Regions from separate parts of the Homo sapiens genome. Here region 1 is linked to region 2. Evidence: read pairs that join two places in POLR2A ChIA-PET (ENCODE). Cell type or tissue: MCF 10A. All regions are shown on one strand. Links, peaks and the distances in the headings refer to the core of each region. The heading gives the core; the rest is flanking DNA.

Region 1 (2,924 bases), core at 239-2,738, 61 kb before region 2:
GAGAGATGATATGGAAACATAAGGAGAACACCATCTGCAAGCCAAGGACGGCCTGAGGTTACCAGAAGCTAGGACAGAGGCAGGGAACAGATCCTCCCTTACAGACTTTGGAAGGAACCAATCCTTCTGACGCCTTGATTTTGGAGTTCTAGCCTCCAGAAGCATGAGGCAGTAAATTTCTGTTGTTTAAGCCCCCCAGCTTGTGGTACTTTGTTGAGGCAGTGCTAGCAAACTAGTACAGTTATATATTCTGAATCCTTGTCTTTTGGCTTGCCATTTAGCCCCCGAGTCTCCCTGGCAATCAATAAAGCACAGAAGCTTTGTTCAGATTGCCAACCACCCGGTTCAGTTCTGGACAACCTCATACTGCCATCCACGTAAGGCAAGTTCCTTTTAAAGTTTGCCAGACCAAAGCAATTAAGAGGGCAAATCTGTTGGAAAAACTCACATATTGCATTATGAAGCCAAATATAAATTCTACTTTGATTATTGTTCCTTATGAAGGAGAGCAGTGTCTCTAATAATCAGAAAAGAATCAGGGATTGATTGTATTTCATTTTCTTCGAGGAAAATTTGGCCAAATAGCTAAAGTAACCTGATTAATGAGAAATTTGCAGAATGGGAAAAACACTGCAATTATAGGCAGCAACCATGGACATCCGCTGATGGCCAAAGAACATAGCCAGTCTTCTGGTGCGTACATTATGTGGCAGCTCGTTGGTCTCCTGCCAAATAGGACAATCAATGTAGGTTGAAATTTGTCTCAATCTCACTCGGCAATCATATTCATAAACACTGCCTCTGTGTCTTATTTAGGTGAGACAGCAACTTAAAGACTATTATGTAAACAGAATTTTCATACCTAGAATTTTAAAAATGTATTAAACTTTAAAAGGGTCTTTCCTAATATTTGATGGAGGAGCTTCAGAATAGTTAATTTAAATGAAATTGTAGTATTATATATTTTCATTTTTTAAAATGTTAAGTTGCTAAGTGTGAAGGCTTTAGACACTGACACCTCATATTGATTCTTGCTTTACAAAGAGACTTGGAAAAGAAACCAGTGTATGTATAAAATGATTAATTGGGATAAGAAACTCAGCTAAGAGATATTCAGACTGGAAAAAACTAAATAAAGAATATAAAACAAGCAATTAAAAAAAGGAAAAAGCAGGCATGGTGTTGAAGTATATGAAGTAATCTAACACCACTGTGTTTTTTCATCTTCATTTTCCAGTGTCTATGCTGCATTGTAACTTTTGGAAAAACATGCACACACCTGGTGCCACCTGGGTAGGTGTGACCAGAACCTGCCTGTTGGAAAATAAAGGATTAAAAAAATGAAATGAGAGAAAGTGACACATAAAAGGACAACTTAAGGTTTCCGCAAAGCAAATACATAACCAAGCTGATCAACCCTCCAGCATAGTCCTTCTGAGCTGTGTTTCCACAGGAAAATGAGGGTAGAGGCAATCACAAAAGTCTTGGCTCTCATCCACCCCTGTGGCCTGCTGACACAGGCCCAGCTTGCCAGAGCACTGGGGTCACAATGAAGTTGCTGCCAGTAGAGCTGCTTTCATTAAAATTGAGTAAGAAGAACAGGTAATGGGGTTGGGCAGAAACTAGGACCTGAAAGTGGTTGGGATTGGGGGACTCCTGTCTTCTAATTGGGAAGGCTGGGTAGGGCTTCTTGGTAGTACCTGACAATTATCTTGTTCTAGCATTTACAGCCTTTCTCTACTCCTGGAGTCACTGCAGGGCCCCCAGGGGACTCTGAAAACAGCCAGTTGTTAAGCAAGGGTATTCTCCACTAGGGCTACCATGAAGTTTATATTATAGAGCTGGATCTTTCACCCCTTTTGTGCTGTAAACCATTTGTGCACAGCCTTTGAACTATTTCTCATAATAATACTTTTTAAATATATATAAAATATATGTCATTACAAATAAAATCAACTATGATGAAATATGGCACATGTATACATATGTAACTAACCTGCACAAAGTGCACATGTACCCTAAAACTTAAAGTATAATAAAAAAATATATATATATATTTATAAATATTGATATACTGTTAGAAAAACATTTTTTAAAATAAATAGGTGATATAGTAATTACATTCTTTATTAATATGTTCAATATAATCTGGTCTTGAGCTTATTAATTATGATTTCACATTAATGATGACGAAAAATAACATTTTGAGATATCAGCAACAACTGATACGAATGGAAATATCCATCATTTCTATTAGGGACAAAGTCACAGGTATTGCTAACACTGTGATTTGTTTCTACATTCATCATGGAAGGCAGTGCCAAATGTCATTTAAGGGTGCATGAAAATGTAGATGAAATGTTTTCCCATACAAGTTCACAGACCCCCTGAAATCTACCTGTGGACCCTTTGCTGGATCTGGAGTTCAGGTTAAGAACCCTGCCATACAGGCTTACCCATCCTAATACGGAAGTTTACCACAAATACCACATCAGCTTTCATGCAATTGTATGATAATTACCAACTTTTAAAACAGTGTCACTTTAATCTCTATCTCTCTGATGATTCAGAAATCACTTCAAAATTTTCACAAGAAGTAACATTGTGAGTATCAAAAAATTTGCCCTGTAGACTTGGGGAATGCTTGTTAATGAAATTACTAGGTTCAGAAAATCTCTAATAGTTGTTAGTATTTTCTTTCTAAACAAGAATGTGCAACAAATGATGCAAGAGCAGAATGGTATTATCATTGCTTTGCGAGTCCTCAGGAGAAAGAAATAGAGTGATCAATATGATCAATAAAACAAGGCAGTTTAAGCTTAAGTCAGACCCTGAAGTCAGGCGCATTTTCGTGCAAATCTCAACCCTACTACTCACATTTGACAAGTTATTTACTTCTCTAAACCTCTAAGCCTGTATCTGAG
Region 2 (2,924 bases), core at 308-2,807:
TGTTAGAGTTGGAAAGAAACTTAGTGAGCAATTTCAACCTGTGCATTTTACATAAAATAAAATTCAGGTCAGCAGAATTTGATCTCTCTGTGCAGGTGTTATCTTCAGCTTTGGGTGTGAGTAGCACTTCTAGGGGCAGTGTATGGAGTAAGGACGCAAGAGGATGATATATAGAACCCTGGAAGCTTCAACTTTGAGAAGTGCGCAGACGAAGAGCAAACCCATGAAAACAGCTAGTTAGGAGCTACGGAGAGAGAGCAGCAAAGCCAAAGAGTGTGATGTCATGGGAGCCTGGGAAGGAAGGAATTTCAGGAAAGAATAAGCAGCTGTGTGATGATAGAAAGAAGTCTAAGAAGATCAGAACTGGAAAATGATCATTAGATGTGTTGGTCATTGTTTGGTAGTGACCTTAGCAAAAGCAGTTTCAGTAGCATGGTTGTAACAGAAGATGGCTATGTTTTAAGCAATGAATGGGAGAGTTAAAAAAAGATAAGACAGTAAGGGAAGAACCCATATTCAATAAGCTTGAAGAAAAGAAAAAGATGAAGCAGTGGACGAAGACATGCGTGAGGAAAAATGGTCAGGTGAGAATGAGAGGAATAATTGAAACAATGTGGGGAAAGGCAACGAAAACAGGCATCCCAGCTCAGGCTGATGCATGAGCCTTGACAGGAGGAGACACCCAGCTTGCTCCGAGATCATGAAGATGGGAAACGGATGGACGCACGTACAGCTACGTGGTTCTCTCAGCTGAGTTTTCATTTTTATGTTTGACTTCTTAAATCGCATGTAGGTTATTTTAACAAATGATACAAGGTTTTAAAAAATCTCCTTCCCTTATTGCCTTTGGAAGTCTGGAATGAAGGAATAAATGGTCAGCCTCAAGCCTAGACCCTGCACTCACAAGGAGTTAGACAAGCTCTTGCTGGCAGTGCACATCTTCTCCCACACTGCCTTCCCTCCATCCTCCACTCACAGGAATCATTTCCTCATTCTCCAGATCCTTCTACCAGCTACAGAAATTAGGTTCTCACGCCATTAGGAAACACTGAGGAGATTAACAGGGAGGAGTTTAACTATCTTCAATCTTGTGAAGGCTGGCAGTTTCTTAGCCTTGCCAACTATCTATTTTCCTTGTGTGGTTTCTGCCAGAGGCAAGAGCAAACCAAACAGAAGAAAATGGTGGTAGCAGGAAAGAGTACTCTTGAGAAAATTAAAAGAAAAACGAGAGACAAAGACTTAGAAGAGGGAAGATTACTGCTGAAATTAAACCAGACAGCAGGTTAGAAAAGAAAGGTTGGTCACAGAATTAAAAAGCAATTATGTGTATTTGTCTAAGATTTTGTGGATTACCTAATGTATTGGATTATACAGTTTATTTCCAAACAGGTTTCCCTCTACAAACATGCACCTACCAGATATCTGTTTGAGTCCTTTCCTGAGAACCAAAAGCTCTGTGTACAGTTAATTATGGTTCCTTCCTCCAGTAAGAGACTAAGGCAAGAGGTTACCCTGAAAGGTCATGCTGCCCTAATGTTTCAGCAACGTTGACTTTGGAATTCTTTAATTATAAGATCGAAGATGTATTTTTCAAATTAGATAGCAGGTACATTTTTCACTTCCACCATTTCACCCTTAATCTTAAAGGTCTGCTAGCGATTTCTCAGATAGTGAACAAAGTCTCTGAATTACTGATGTTAGCCAGAACTTGCTAATTTAAATTCACTGCAGAGGCATTCGCAATAGCTATCTTGCTTGAGAGCATGCACTCCTAAAGTTTCAGGAATCCTCTCAGGATTTTTGAGTGTTTGGCAATAATGCAATTCTGTTTCTGATAAAGCTAGATTCACTTAAGCATTTTTAAAGCACCTAACACATGCTTGACACTGGACTGTTTGCTGAGAATATCAAAATGAATGAGATGTAAAATCAGTCCCTCAAGATCTCATACATAGAGAAAAGAACAAATATATATTTTTTAATTTCCATCATCTGATTTCTTTGGAGGTTGTTAAAAATCAGAATGCCAAGACCTCTGATATATCCTTTATCTTGTGTGTTATCAGCAAAGCTACTTCAGCATAAATAAGCAAAAGGATACGTAACAGTCGATTACGCAAAATAAAAGTTCTAGATGAAGAGACTTTATCTAAAAGAGTAAGAAATGAAAATAGGAGGAATACCAACTACTCACCTGCCCAATCCCAAGAAACAGTAATAAAGAAACACACTCACCCACACACACACACTATAACAACCACAACGAAAATCTTACCTGACTTGCCCACGCCTGCTCTCCCAAATATTGCCAGTTTGACCTCCGCACTTTTAGCCATGATGGGTGTTGGTAGACAATTTACTGTTGTTAAAACTAAAGCACTGAGTAAATCTTTTTGGTTCCAGTCTTTGGATTCACCATATCATTGTGAATCTTGGAAGAGTCCACAATCCTTAAACAAAAGAAATTTGGGAATTCATAAGTGACTGGAAAATGAATTAATATTTATTGAGCATCTACTATATGCCAGCCACCATTCACTTTTTCAACATTTTCTGGTTTGATCTTTACCACTATCCTGTGAGAAGTCTATGGTAACTTACTGTAAATGATTTAACTAATAAATGGTAGATTCAGGACTTGGATTTGGATCTGGTTGGTACTAAAACGTGCATTATCACACACAATAGCATTTCTAAAGTACTTCCTCAAGAAATTTTCTTATGAAGGTATTGATTCTTGATAGTAACTGAAAGTAAAAGTGAATACACACATTTACCATCTATCTGTAAGCATTCAGTGTACAAACACATGCAGTGGGGCAATGGAGAGAGTCACTTTTGGGCCTCTTCATGTCTCTTTGGGTTGAATAACATACATTCATATTAGTCAACTCCAATGCAACACAATTCAATTTTGCATCTCA

Evidence for each region. ChIA-PET counts read pairs that join two places held together with the same protein. Peaks named below come from ENCODE experiments on the same cell type or tissue, not always from the same donor. Only the 100,000 strongest peaks of a DNase experiment are listed, where the experiment ranks them.
Region 1: POLR2A ChIA-PET joins it to region 2 with 10 read pairs; 3 of 35 experiments call an interaction of 5 or more read pairs at or near these places.

The regions. Positions count from the first base shown.
Region 1 is chr12:15,153,959-15,156,882 of GRCh38, forward strand. All of the region lies in intron 2 of RERG (RAS like estrogen regulated growth inhibitor), which reads right to left. RERG-AS1 (RERG antisense RNA 1) reads left to right here. Exons shown (of 3, transcript NR_046559.1): 2 at 282-382; 3 at 1,238-1,325. Among named protein-coding and RNA genes, the nearest start is that of RERG-AS1, 3.5 kb to the left of the region's middle. In MCF 10A, for the core only: no CTCF peak of the experiment used is centred there; a DNase peak (open chromatin) is centred at 1,503.
Region 2 is chr12:15,215,154-15,218,077 of GRCh38, forward strand. RERG (RAS like estrogen regulated growth inhibitor) reads right to left here. Exons shown (of 5, transcript NM_032918.3): 2 at 2,276-2,450. The coding sequence starts at 2,336. Among named protein-coding and RNA genes, the nearest start is that of RERG, 4.8 kb to the right of the region's middle. In MCF 10A, for the core only: no CTCF peak of the experiment used is centred there; no DNase peak of the experiment used is centred there.